Linked DNA regions of Homo sapiens: region 1 is linked to region 2. Evidence: chromatin contacts called from ENCODE Hi-C or POLR2A ChIA-PET data. All regions are on one chromosome and are shown on one strand. The core of a region is the stretch at or near the end of the contact, and the rest is flanking DNA. Distances in the headings are between cores, read along the strand shown.

Region 1 (7,425 bases), core at 3,545-6,044, 360 kb after region 2:
ACCTCTGACCACGGCTCTTCTCTTTTCGAGGCAGCATCTCATTTTCCTGTCGCTGCCCCAGAGGCCTCAGTCCCCCACACCCCCTTAGCTCCAGGACAAGCCCCGACAGCTTGCTTGTGGAATCGGGTTCTCATTCCCGGGTGTTCCCATCCTGGACTGCTTGGCAAAGGCCTTTGGGATTCGCTTCTGTGGCTTTTCTCCAGAGCGTCCACACCACCCTCAGCCTTGGCTGGCCACAGTCTCTCTCAGACCCACACGGCTTTTAAAGAAGTTTCCACCATTGAAAACTGGGAGACTTGGGCCGAGCACAGTGGCTCATGCCTGTAATCCCAGCATCTTGGGAGGCTGGGGCTGGAGGATTGCTTGAGCCCAGGAATTCAAGACTGGCCTGGGCAATGTAGCGAGACCTCCATCTCTACAAAAAAATTTATTTAAAAATTAGCCAGGCATGGTGGTGACTGCCTGTAGTCCCAGCAACTCAGGAGGCTGAGGTGGGAGGATCACTTGAGTCTGGGAGGCGGAGGTTGCAGTAAGCTGGGATTGTGCCACTGCACTCCAGCCTGGGCGATAGAGCAAGACCATGTCTCAAAAAAAAGAAGAAAACCAGGAGGCTTCATGTTAATATGCACACACACACGCACACACGCACACACAAATGGGAAGGTCCTGTACCCCCGGCCTAGTTCCCGCCTGGCATTGACCAGCAGCAGCCGAGAGGTGGCTGCCCCTGGCCAGACCATGCCCCCTCCAGTTGCCCCCGACCCACTGGCTGCATCATGGCCTGCTCCCAGCCACCGCGCTGGACACCACCTGTTCCAACCCTGGATGCAGTCAAGGACACCTGGCAGAGTCTGGTGAAAGCACGGATCCTCCCCTGAGAAGGGCACCAAGGCATACTGGCAGCCCTTTGGGGCACATTCCATGAGGGAGTGGACCCTCAGGCTCTGCAGGTGCAGGGGACGATCCCTGTGTGGTCCAAGGCCAGAAAGCAGCCACCAAGGTCCTGTGTCCCCCTTGCTAGGAGCAGGGGAGAGGCTGCTAGGGGGCTGGTACTGGGGGACTTTGTGAGGGGAGGGGAATTCAAACCCAGGTGCAAGTCCCTGGACAAATCAGCTCCCAGCCTCTGTTTCCCCTCTGCCAGCTGAGGCCTGTGACTGGACTCTCCTCTGGGGTGGACACTGAGTTGCTCAGATTCGTCTATCAGAAGTGGGGAGCAGGTGTGGGGGTGCTCGTGAGATCCCTTCATTACTCCTCAGCTTCCCCTCCTGAGAGGGGAAGGGCCCGGAGGTGGAGGGTCTGGGACAGGGTGGCGTGGTCAGCAGGCTTGGCGGGAAAGCAGGCACGAGCCCGAGAGTTGACCCTCCCCGGTGACTTTGGCCCTGCCTCCACGCCGCCACTGTGACCCCAGCCCAGCCAGTGCAACCCTCAGCTCCACAGCTACCAGGCACCCAGCGCCACCTGCCACAGGGCACAGGGCAGAGGGAAACCCTAAGGGAGTCGGGGGTCAATCCTGGGCCTCCACTGGGACAACTGAGAACCTGGAAGCCAAGACTGTGACCCCTCAGGTCTAAGAAGATGCGTGTTTCAGACCTGGACCCAGGAGTCCCCAGAAAAGGACAGGATAGGAGAGTGGGGTTGCACAGCCACCTGGGGGAGCAACCTGGAGGGGGGAACCCCGCAGCAGCAGCTGGAAAGCATGTGGGAAACTCAGTCATCACGGGCAGGGCCAGGGGGCAGCGGTGAAGTCCAAGCAGCCGAGGGATGGGCTCAGCCATAGGCAGGGACTGGGCCTCCAAACCCTCCCTTCCCTGCAGCAGCGTGAACCGGCGGACACGCAGTGGCGCCTCCCCACTCTACCTGGCCTGCCAGGAGGGCCACCTGCACCTGGCCCAGTTCCTGGTGAAGGACTGTGGCGCTGACGTGCACCTTCGTGCTCTCGATGGCATGAGCGCCCTGCACGCTGCCGCCGCCCGTGGCCACTACTCCCTCGTCGTCTGGCTGGTAAGTGGGTGCCAGAGGTGGGAAGGGGACATCCAGGGAGTGTGGGCCCTCCAGCAAGCAGAGCCTGGAGCCTGGATGGGGGCTCCAGAGGGAACTGGGGACACGCAGGGCTGTTGGGGCATCCGATGAGCTGGTCCATGGCTCCCGAGAATCTGCAGCTCCGGCCAGGCTGGGCCCCAGAAGTTTTGACCACCTGTAGTGCACTCTGCTCTGTGGGGTCGTGCCACGGCTCCCCTGGGGCTCTCCTAGTCCCTCTCTCCCTGGAAGTCCTGGTAGGCCTCCCAGGTGCTCTCACAGTTGGTGGTGGCCCGGGTGCTTTGTCTGCGCCCACACCAGCAGTGCCCAGTTTGGGCCACTCGACCACTTGTTCAGGCCCTGCCGCCTGAGATCCCCAGGCCAGCCCCCACCTTCCTCCACTTCTGGCCTCTTTGGGGAAGGAAGACCTGAGACCCCAGAGCAGAGTGGCTGAGGTTGGGGAGGTGCCATCTTCAAGGGGGGGCTGGGGACTTCCTGCCTCTACAACAGAAAAGCAGAGCAGGTGGGACCTGTAACCCCAGCTACTCGGGAGGCTGAGGCAGGAGAAGTGCTTGAACCTGGGAGGCGGAGGTTGCTGTGAGCCAAGATCACGCCACTGAACTCCAGCCTGGGCAACAAAGTGAGACTCTGTCTCAAAAAAAAAAAAAAAAAAAAGAGTAGAGGAGGCCCTCTTTGAGGAGGGGACTTGGGGGCAGAACTGAGGATGGACAGGAGGCGGCCGGACAAGGAGTGGGGCCCAAAGCAACTTCCTGAGGGGGGCACAGGTCATTCAGAGGCGGGGAGAGCCTGGCCCATGGGGCCCGGGGGCGGGCAGGAAAGGCAGACAGAGGCGCTGGGAGGACCGGGGCTCTTTCCTGAGGGTCCTGGGGAGCCACGGAAGGCTCGGAGCCAGGAGCAGTAGGATCTGACTGGCATATTGGAAGGTCACTGTGGCTGCTGATGGAGAAGTGAGAGCTGCCTGCCCCCAGACCTCCCATGCTTGCCTGGGGCCTCCTGTCTCCTGGCTCCCACCCACTCAGTCCAGCTCCTTCTCCAGCAAGCCAGGCTGGCTCTGCCCCCGGGGCCTTTGCATGCACTGCACCCTGTGCCTGGCACACAGCTCCCCAGCTGCCCCTGGGGCCTTCCCTGCCCAGCTGGTTTATGGGGGGAGCCGCCTGCCCCGACCATCCTCACTCCTGCTTTCCTCCCCACCGGCGCACCAGCACCAGGCACACGGCGTGTCTGACTCCTGGCCTTGGTGGTGGTTTCCACCAGCCGGCGTGTAGGCGCCAGGAGCTCCGTGGGTGCAGGACTTCACCACCTGCTACGTTCCCCGCACCTGGCACGCAGTCAGGCTCGGGAGATGTTTACTGAAGCAATGGGTGGGCAAGTGAAGGAACAGGGGGCCTGGTCCCTTAGGATGGCGCCTGCTGCTCACCATGGCCCTGAGGCCCTTGGGACGGGTCCCGCCTGCTCACCGTGTCCCCGGGCGCTCGGGATGGCGCTGGCCTGCTCCCCGTGGCCCCAAGATCCTCAGGCTGCTGCCTGCCTGCCCACTTTGTCCCCAAGGCCGCCTGAATTGGCCTCTAGCCTCCCTTCGTGGAGACTGCAGCCCCTCCCGGTGCCTCGCCTGCAAGTGCGCCCCTCCCCACCCCGGGGCTGCCTCTCCAGCTCCTCCTGCTGGAGCAGCCTACCCCAAAGGAAGCTCTCTGGACCTGGGTCCCACCCTGGCCATCCTCCCTTTGCCCCTCCAGCAGTTCTGACCCATTCACTCCAGACCTCAGCCTCCCAAACTATGCCTGGCTCCTGGGATGAGCGGCGGCTGCACACAGTGGGCAGAGCAGCAGCAGCTCACCACAGGGGGTCCTGAGGGAGGGAAACAGGGTGTCCACTGAACCCCTAGGACTGTGCTGAGGCATGAGCGGCCTTCCTGGGGAGAAAGCGGGCAGGCCTCGGGGTCTCAGGGCCAGAGAGGCCACTCCAGATGCGAAGGAGCCCCACGGCAGCCCTGTCCCTGTCTCTGTTTCCAGCTCATTGTGCTTTGCCCAACAGACACTTCTGAGTACTGATCAGTCAGGAGCGCCCTGGCTGCGCTAGGAGGCACTCACACCGAAGGCGACGGGCTGCTGGCGGCTCTGCTGTTCTCGTGGCCTCCCCAGTGGGGAAAGCGGGCACACTCAAGGCAGGAAGGAGGGTGAAGGCGGGGAGCCAGCACGCCCATCACCCGTCTGTCAGGAAGGCAGGCTGTCCTAGGAGACCCCCGCGTCCCACTGGCAGGCCCAGGCCCCATGTCTGTCCCAGCTGCACAGGTTTCCGCAAGTCAGTGTAGAGGACTGTCACCTGGCTGGTGCTGTGGACCACAGCAGGGGCCCTTCAGAAGGCAGATGAGGCCCCAGAGGCAGGGCTGGCCTCAAGTCGCTCCAGCGGTGGTGGCCGGCAGGTCAGGGCCCCAAACCTCATTGCCTGGCTCGAATCCAGGCCCTGGAGGGAGGCCACAGGACCCGCTGCTCCAGCAAAGGGGCTCAGTGCAAATGCCCAACGAGGCAGCGCCACCCTCGGGCCAAATGAAGTTCTTCCCTCCCCGCCCCTCCCTCCCTTCCTTCTCTCCTCTCCTTCCTTCATAGCAAACACATGTTTACTCTTCCCTAGGTGTTTTCATTTGCCATGATGTTTGCTTTCAGATTTGGGACCATGGTGTCTGCAAATTAAGCTACTGCGCTCACTTCACCCCCACCTGGACCCCAGAGGTCCTGCTGCCCCAGGGTGACGGGGACGCACGTGCTCAGCCAGCCCTGTCCGGGGTTTCCTGAGGTTGTACCCTGTGCCCCGAGAGGTACAGCCAGAGTCCACTTTCACTTCTGCTCCAAGCCCCTCCCACTCTGTGTGCCTCCTCCCTGGGAGGATGGCTGCTCCCTCTGCCCCTCCTTCCCCAGGTCACATTCACCGACATCGGACTCACGGCACGGGACAATGAGGGGGCCACGGCCCTGCACTTTGCAGCCCGAGGCGGCCACACGCCCATTCTAGACCGACTCCTGCTCATGGGTACCCCCATCCTGAGAGACTCCTGGGGTGGGACCCCCCTCCACGACGCAGCAGAGAACGGGCAGATGGAGGTAAGGTGGGCGTGAGGGAGACAGGGTGAGCAGTCACAAGTGCCAGCCATGCCCAGTGCTGTGTCACTGACCCTCACAGCAACCCTGTAAGAGTGATGACCCTCTTTTACAGATAGGTAAACTGAGGCTCTAAGTGGCACTGTCACTTGCCCAAGGTCAAGATCCCAGGGTCAAGTGGCAAGATCCAAGCTCTATGCTCTCGTCCTGCGTACCATCCTCCCTCCCTTCGCGCAGAAACTCCCTCGTGCCTGGTCAGGGCTTGGTCTTGGTGACAGTCTTCTCAGAACAGCCCTTGGGGCGGACCCTCTGCTGTGAGCAGCCTGCGAGTAGAGCTGTGGCAGGGGTGTGATGTCAGCCCCTTTGCTATTACCCAGATAAATCTTGGGGGCTCACATGGCCCAGCCTCAAGGACACGACATCCAAAAACCCCACGTAGGCAGGGATGGTATTCAAATGTTCAACAACATCAGAACCACACCCAGCCTTTGAGGGTGGGTGCAGCCATCAGCTGCTGGCCCTGCCCGGGTGCCCACCCGATGTCGACCTCATCTAAAGGCAAGGCCCCATCTCAGGAGAATGCACACAGTTTACTTCTCCCCAGCCCCATCCGGTCCTGAGCAGTGTCGGGTCTGTTCACCTCCATGAAGTCTCCTGGTTCCCCACGTTCTTCCAAAGCCTCCTGGGCCCAGGCTGCTCAGTCGGGAGCCAGCAGCGTGCTCCAGGCCTCTGCAAGGCTAGTCTGGGGGGATTTTAAGTGGAAGTGCAACCAACCATCGCATTCTGGGTCTGCAAGTCTAGACAACTGCTCCCAGCTAGAACCCAAGGTCTTCCTGGGGCCCCGGGTCACCCAGTCTCAGCAGTGCCATTGAAACAATCACACACGGTGCAGCCGCAGAGCCATCGGAAGGCACCGCATTCCCTGCAGAGCTGAGCCTTTGGCAGAATGCAGAGGAAACCCAATCCCCCCTCCCGGCAGCGCTGCTGAAAGCATCTTTCTCTGAGGCCCCCCAGCTACCGCCCTTCCTCTCACCATCCCCCGTCCACTCAGCTCTGCACAACCCAGCTCTGTCTCCCCAGTCTCTGTCCCCAACCTAGACAGAGATAGGAAGTGGGGGGAGGGGTGACCCGCAGGCCCTGGGAGGCATGTCCCTGACAGGTGGCTGGTGGCAGGAGGAGCTCTGCTGAGTGGCTCAGGCAGGCCCCAGGAGACTCGGCTCAGAAGGGGTAAGTGGCCCCTGGCCAGGGGTTTTTAAGCTTTTTTAAAGCAGCAAAATCTTCTTTCAAATGAAATATTTGATAGCAGCCCAAGAAGTTTAATAAATCAGCTGACTCCTCTGGCTCCTCAGCTTCCCTCTGTAAAAAGAAAATTACTCAAGCCTCAAAACAGAGACTTCTTCCCTTTTAAATTTCTTACTGTGGAATTCAAAACACACAACAGCGTGTCATCACCGTGTGCAACCTCTAACTCCTAGGCTCAAGCAATCCTCCTGCCTCAGCCTCCTGAGTAGCTGGGACTATAGGCGCACGCCACCACGCCCAGCTAATTTTTTAAAAAAATTTTGTAGAGATGGGAGTCTCACTGTGCTGAGCCCAGGCAGGCCTCAAACTTCTGGGCTCAAGCAATCCTCCCACCTCAGCCTTCCAAAGTGCTGGGATGACAGGTGTGAGCCACTATGCCCAGCCTTTTCCTCCATTCTTGACAACTTATGTTAGTACAGTACATTTGTCACAATTAGTGAACCCAAACTAGCACAGTGTTACTAACTAGAGCCCACACTTCATTCAGATGCCCTTAGCTTTTACCGAATGTCCCTTTTCTATCCCAGGATCCCATTTAGGATGCCATACGTTACCGAGTGTCCCTTTTCTGTCCCAGGATCCCATTTAGGATGCCATACGTTACCGAGTGTCCCTTTTCTGTCCCAGGATCCCATTTAGGATGCCACACGTTACCGAGGGTCCCTTTTCTGTCCCAGGATCCCATTTAGGATGCCACACGTTACCGAGTGCCCCTTTTCTGTCCCAGGATCCCATTTAGGATGCCACACGTTACCGAGTGTCCCTTTTCTGTCCCAGGATCCCATTTAGGATGCCACACGTTACCGAGTGTCCCTTTTCTGTCCCAGGATCCCATTTAAGGTGCCATATGTTACCGAGTGTCCCTTTTCTGTCCCAGGATCCCATTTAGGGTGCCATATGTTACCGAGTGTCCCTTTTCTGTCCCAGGATCCCATTTAGGGTGCCATATGTTACCGAGTGTCCCTTTTCTGTCCCAGGATCCCATTTAGGGTGC
Region 2 (6,906 bases), core at 2,724-5,223:
CTCAGCTGTTCATTATGACATGATTTCCCATTTTCAAACCTGACAAGTTGGTCTTGATGCTGTTATTCAAATAACTGAAAGTAAATGGTTGTGAACAAGGAATTTCAGATCACAGACTCAGTAAGCCTGGCCAGCCCCCAAGGCTGTGTCTTCCTTAAAGTTGGGATCTCTGTATTATCTCATACTCTATAGTAGAGCAATAAACATAAGCTGACTTATGTGATCACTTAAAACTACCAGGAAGAAACATTTTCCGTAATAAATTTAGTGTAGGATTGCTTTGTCTTCTCACACTCACTTTTCAGAAAAGAAAATGTAAGTATTGCCAGGCGCGGTGGCTCACACCTGTAATCCCAGCACTTTGGGAGGCTGAGGCAGGTGGATCACTTGAGGTCAGGAGTTGGAGACCAGCCTGGCCAACATGGAGAAATCCCATCTCTACTAAAAATACAAAAATTAGCCGGGTGTAGTGGCGCATGCCTGTAATCCCAGCTACTTGGGAGGCTGAGGCTGAAGAATCACTTGAATACAGGAGGTGGAGGTTGCAGTGAGCTGAGATCGCACCACTGCACTCCAGCCTGGGCAACAAGGCAAGGCTCCGTCTAAAAAAAAAAGAAAAAAGAAAAAAAAGAAAGAAAAGAAAATATAAGTATTTACAATTGACAGAAGAATGTTGTGGCTTTACTTTCAGTGAATCCCAAACACGCTTAATGCCCTCTGTACCCTCTGCCTGGTTCCAGTGAGACATGACAATTGGATTTTGTTAAGCATTGTCTTTATTCAAGCATATGATGAAGTCTCAAAATAACAGGGCTCAATATAGTCACTTAGAGATTGAAATGACACAAATTTCTTTGTCATACGAAATTGACCGAAGAGACTGAAATGATACAAATTCCTTTGTCATGTGTTTTCTAAATTTGTATAAAATTTACTCACAGGTTTATTAGATGATCATAAACAGAAAGATGTGAGTTCAGCCTTCCTGGGCGTCCTGGGACCTGATGGGGGTGGGTGATCTCCTTGTATCTGCTCTTCCTTCCCTGAATCGATTGCTCAACTAGCAAAGGTCAGTTGATTGCGGGCTGGTTGGCACGCTTAGGGAACAAAGGTCAGTCCCGCAGTGAGGGACAAGGCTGTCCCCCATCTCATCCTGGGTGCCTTACATCTGATGAAACCTCCCGTATGTGGTTCTTAGAATGCAGAGAGGTCTCTGTAGAGTGCAGGGCAGTTCCCTCGCGGATGTGTTACGGTATCCCTTGATTGATCGTGTCGAGAATAGAAAGACGGTGAGCACAGGCAGCATCCCTGGTATCTGAAGAGAGCCTGGGAGACAGAACTAAGCTAGCTCATTTCCATAATTTCCAAAACTCATGGTCCTCTTATACTAAATTGACTCCATTTCTGTTTTCTGTCTTGGGACATTTACACCATTGCTGGTATATTTTGGATCTCCTGGGACAACAGAAAGTGCTAGTGGTTGTGTTTGGCCTTGTTGATGGGAAGAAGCCAGGAGAGCCTGGATAGGACTCCCCGGTCCTTCTGCCTGGGAGGGAGGAGCAACAGGTCTTGGGCAGGGCCTGGTGTAAGCGTGGTGGCAAAGGTGAATGACCCTCCAGTCTGGCCTTCCTTGAGGTCATATGGAGCAGGCAGTGCTCTGAGGCAGGGAGTTTCAGAACCCGGGTTCAGATGTCACAGCTCTCATTCCTGGCTTGGGACATCTAGCTGGGCACATAAACTTCTTGTGCTTCCCCTGGAAAGAGGGGTCATGATACCCTTAAAAAGCAAAAAGAAACCCCCCCAAAAAAACAAAAAAAAAACATATGGTTACTTTATTTCTCCTTGGCTGGGGTTAGCCAGGGATGGGATACAGTTGTTGTAGCGAGAGCTCATGGGAAATGCTCCCAGGCCGGGGACTTCGTCAGGGACACGTATCCAGGGCCAGTATGAGTGAGGACAGAGGACAAGAAAAATATGAAGTCAGGGTCAGCCCTGCAGGCTCTGTAGGGAGTCCCGCCCTGGGTTTGGGAGATACAGGTGCACAGGTGAGTGTGTCACACCCATCAGAGGGGAGGGAGGGAGGGTGGTGCTGTTAAAGGGCAGTAGTAACCAGAATGAAGGAAGTGACTGCTTGTCCCACTTCGAGAAAATGAAAATGCTTCAGTGTCCAGAGACCACCACCAGGGACAAGACTTCAAGTTTTCTCCACCCACTTGGTCCTCCCAGGGTCCTTGGGAAAGCAGAGAGGGCATCAGCCCCATCTCAAGACAGGCATAGAATACTGTTCACCTCATTCTCATCTTCTCCCATGCTGTGGATGAGCTGTGTTTTCTTCCTCTCCAGCACGACCAGGATCTTCTCCTTGAGGAAGTTATTTCACTCATTCATTCAGTGTTTATTGAGCACCTAGAATGTTCCAGAAACAGGGCCGTTGTATGAGCAAATGCAGACTTGCCCCAGCCCTCATGGGACGCACAGACAGGGGCAGACGGATGCTTGTTGGGTGATCACACGTTGTGAAGCCCAGCAGCGGGGGTGTGAGGGGAGGCAAAGGTGCCTCGAGAGAGCTGGGATCCAGAGGTTTGACGGCCAGAGCTTGGGCCACACCCAAGCAGAGTGACTCCACCTAGTGAAGCCAACAGATCTGGGTCATCCAGGCCCCAAAATCTCACTGGGAACCTGGTGAAGCCATCACGTTTCTGAAACATCCATCAGGAATGTCCCAAGGGCAGCCTGGGTCCATATCTTCCCTCGTGTACTCAGAGAAGACAGGAGCAATGAACTCAGATCTCTGCCCATTTGGACTAGAAAAACAACACTATTTTGACTCATGTTTTTTGTTGCACAAAGAGGCAGGGGCAGGGACCAGGTGGAAAAACGGGTCTTGAATTACAAACACCAGAGTTCAAAGATAAGTCATTCAGGCTAAAGTAAATATTATTGGATTTAAAACCAAAAACCGTCACCCTAGTGGTGGACTGTGCTATCATTTAAATGTGAAGGAAAATTACCCTTAAAATGGGTGTTTTCTGAGCAGTGTTTGCTGTTTGTTTGTGTCTCAAGAAGGACCTCGCAAGGATGTTGCTTCGGTGATCCCTTTTTCCATCCAAGTCTGGTGTTGCCTGGCTGGGTGTTGAGGACAGGTTCCTTTTGTACCTGGGCCCTTGAGTAGGGTCTCTCTGGGTACGTGAACAGGTGCCACATATTCTTTCTTTAGGAAAATGGCAGGCAGCTGGAACATGGAAAACTTAGCGTTTTAGCCTCACCAGGCATCGTGTGTACAGGAGCCTAGATAGCAAACTCCTTTAGACACAGTGTTAGAAAGTTGGAATTAATAAAATATTTAATGTGCTCCTTGAAGCATTTGTTTTTGAAAGGAAACTTGACGTAAACTAAACTTCCACAGACGTGTTTTAGAAGTGACTGTTTCCAGTAGATTTTCAATGATGTCTGTATACACTCAGCTGTGGCTGTAAAATACAACACACATACTTTGTAAACCTGTTAGTGTGACGTTTTCACCCTGACCTGAAATGTTTAGTATCACTCAGAATACGAGAGTCATGAAGCTAACAGGCTGCAATGTGTTCGGCGCTGTCGCCCTTCCCGTGCAGGAGGCCACTGTCTGCGGGGTCCGGTGCTTTCCCGTCCTGGGCTAAGGTGGGTGGGCAGAGCAGCCTGGACCGTCTGCAGCCACCATGTCCTCTGGACCCCTCTCTGCACCATGCCCACCTCCTCCAGGCCCCCACACCATGCCATGCAGTGGCCGTGACAGTGTTTAGAATCCTTTCTTGTCTTCCATTTCTTCATCATTTTAGGGAGGAAGTGCTGTGCTTTATGTCAAGATGAAACACAACATCTGATTCCTTACCTGGCTCTGCTAGGGCTTAGGAAAGGGGGCTTGGTTAAGGTGGACTCTGCTGCCTGCGGCTTCTGTCCGGGCCCGGCCCCTGCAGCTGTGACACACTGCCATCTGGTGGACACGAGTGGGGCTGCGTGGCTTTCCACGGGGCTGAATAGCCTTCCTGTGTTTGAGGAAAGCTGACAAATCCTTTTTCATTCGGAAGACACACAAAATGAAATTTACTCTACTATGTAAAATAGAGATAGGTTAGACGTTCATTTGCCATCACCTTTCAACAAGAGCTTAATTTTTAGTTTTTCTCTGCATGGTCTCTACTTAAAAATATGCCCAGATTTTATTTTGAGTCCGTTGTGTTCTTCGGAGCAAGGACTTTTTTAAAATGATAAAAACAGCAAACTATGGTTTTTGGGGTTTTTTCCCTTATTTGATATTTTACAAATTATAAAAACAAATGATGTAGACGGTTACAAGCAAAACCATGCAGAACAAAGATGTGTTAAAGCCCTGCCCCCCCAAAATCAAGGTTTGTGGACCCCGTGTGTTTTCTTTCTCAGCTTTCTTGCAAGAAATACCAGAAAGAAAAAAGGGCTTGGGTGGGCCCTTCTTTTACGGTCTCAGATATCTTTGTAGGTAAACGAATGCATTCCTGGAGCTTCATTTATTTCTCCACAGTATTTATCCATTGCTGACCAGCAGCCAGAAAACATACGTTTTACACCGTGGAGCAAACATGCCACAGGCTTTTCAGTGGTAGTTTGGCAGTCTATTAAACTGGATTTTCATATCCCACCAAGAGTTAAACTAGCCTCTTTATTTTCATCTTATTAATATTTGTTCAGCAAACTAACTTACTCTAAGGAATAAAAGGCTTTGGGCCCAGGAGATTTAATGAATTTATTCTCCAGCACGCTAAGTGCTAGATAGATAGTTCACATTTCCTTGTTCTTTGAAATTTTATTTATTTTATTTTATTTATTTTTTTTTTTTTTGAGACAGAGTTACACTCTGTCGCCCAGGCTGGATTGCAGTGGCATGATCTCAGCTCACTGCAACCTCTACCTCCTGGGTTCAAGAGATTCTCCTGCCTCAACCTCCTGAGTAGCTGGGATTACAGGTGCATGTCACCACACACAGCTAATTTTTGTAATTTTAATAGAGACAGGGTTTCGCCGTGTTGGCCAGGTTGGTCTCGAACTCCTGACCTCAAATGATCTGCCCACCTCGGCCTCCCAAAGTACTGGGATTACAGACAGGAGCTACCGCGCCTGGCCTTGAAATTTTGATTTGAAAAATATTTCAGGAATATTTTTCTTTCCATGTGAAGTTGAGAACCACACTTGAATTGCTCCAATCATCCTCACAACTCAACATGGCTGCAGGGCTTCTGGGGCTCTGCCAAATGAGATGGTGCCCATCTGATCAGAGTCTGCCTTCGTATCTGTCCCATCGGAGTCTGCCTTGGTACTCATCTTATCGGAGTCTGCCTTGGTGCCTCCAAGTACACAGTTAGGCTGATGTGGCATGCACATCCGAAAAAATAACTCTAGATGTGCATTTCGACACATCAGCAAATGCAGATGGTATGGGCTGCAGATGGTATGGGCCACAGCTGGAGAGAGCCGTCTTCACTGCGGTATAGCTGGGCTGCACCCAACGTGAGAATGGACATCAGGGCAGAGAGCCGTAAGCAGCTGGGATTGTGGAAAGCGCCCGTGAACACATGGTCTTGGACAGGGCCTCAGGTGGGTCCTTAGCAGCTGTGGCTAAGTGGGCAGAGGGACCACCCCACCACCACCCTGCCCAAAGGGCTTATTTAGCAAAGAGGGGAGAGAGGCCAGCCTGCCCCTGACTGCATCCCACTGGCCTGAGGGATGTGGCCTCTCTGCCCCCATTTCCACTCCTGCTCTTGGGACACAGGAGACTGGTTAGATGAGAGTAGAAAGTTTATTTTTGAACACCCAGGTGTGGGGTGGCTGGGCGAGACCATCTGATGGCTTTGGGAGCCAGGCCGCAGGGTTTAGCTTGGATCTGTTGAGTAGGAGACCCTTAAACATGGCCACCCTGAGCTAAGAGCTGGTCTTGGATTTTGCTTTCTTTTGGATTAACCGAGTATTTTGTGGGATTCCATTTGATCCCTTAACTGGCTGACCAGCTATAACTCCTGGTTATGTTGTTTTAGTGTTGCTCCAGGTGTCGTTGGAGGAGAAGTTGAAGGTACAAGGAGTTTGCAGGAGGGAAGGTGGCAGTTAATGAGCCTTCCTGGTGGGACCGGATGGTGAGGGCAGGGGCATCTGGCCCAGCGTGGACTCGGGCCATAGATGGGAAGTGGTCATTTGGAGGTCACCATCTCTCTGACACCCTGACCATAGCACCTGCACCCCTGTGCTGAGCTGCAGGTCCCCGGCACCAGCGTCTGTGCAGCTCAGGTGTTGCTGAGCCGTGGCCTCCGCAGCTCTCCATCAGGATTTCTCAAGCTTCATTATGAATTATCTCTGTGTGAGCTCACAACGGTGACTGCAGAGTCCCAGGTCATCTCTCAGATCTTCTGAATCAAACATATGGTCTGCAGTTGCCGCGCATGTCTTTGGCCGATTTTCTGACAATCAAAGTGAAGAAGTTCTGAGCTACGGGAAGTTGGGTTGAAGGCATGATGGGGAAAACATGATTAGTTGACAGCTTTTCCCAGAGAGTTTTTAGACAAACTCAACCTTGGTAACCTTCTCAGTGGGCTTATGATAAGAACCTTCAATGTGCCAAAAAATAAAAAAAGCAGCACTCCAGGTAGTTAATCTTTGTTTAAAAAACCCTTCCCCCCACCCAGTCCTGCAAACAAACAAACAAACAAAAAAAGGAGAAAAAAAGAAACCTGTCTTTTGTTGGATGCTGAGCCGAGAAAGAAGTAACACCACTGCCGGCCTCTGCCTCTTGTCCCGAGACACCCTCATGGTGCAGGGCTCTCTCCAGGGTCCGTTCCTCATGTGCACCCTCTCTTGTAGTTCCACAGCCCGCTGTGGGTCCCACTGAGACTCCTACCTGAGGAC

Evidence for each region. A loop is a pair of places that touch in the nucleus more often than their neighbours do. ChIA-PET counts read pairs that join two places held with the same protein, here RNA polymerase II (POLR2A). Pooled maps may share reads with other maps.
Region 1: a pooled map shows a loop between it and region 2 (5-fold over the local background). The contact joins two enhancer-like sites. A Hi-C loop is called at or near these places in 1 of 37 single-sample maps with no recorded cell type and 2 of 50 pooled maps. POLR2A ChIA-PET finds 5 or more read pairs at or near these places in 1 of 52 experiments (OCI-LY7).

The regions. Positions count from the first base shown.
Region 1 is chr2:238,102,842-238,110,266 of GRCh38, forward strand. It overlaps ESPNL (espin like), which reads left to right. Exons shown (of 9, transcript NM_194312.4): 3 at 1,815-2,001; 4 at 4,950-5,132. Among named protein-coding and RNA genes, the nearest start is that of ESPNL, 6.2 kb to the left of the region's middle. RefSeq lists enhancers at 2,898-3,808, 3,809-4,718, 4,178-4,347, 4,719-5,629. Within about 2 kb of position 4,795, at least 5 of the 41 ENCODE cell types and tissues checked have a DNase peak (open chromatin) inside an H3K27ac peak, as active enhancers do.
Region 2 is chr2:237,741,223-237,748,128 of GRCh38, forward strand. All of the region lies in intron 11 of LRRFIP1 (LRR binding FLII interacting protein 1), which reads left to right. Among named protein-coding and RNA genes, the nearest start is that of RBM44, 54 kb to the right of the region's middle. RefSeq lists enhancers at 3,190-3,715, 3,682-3,731. Within about 2 kb of position 3,974, at least 13 of the 41 ENCODE cell types and tissues checked have a DNase peak (open chromatin) inside an H3K27ac peak, as active enhancers do.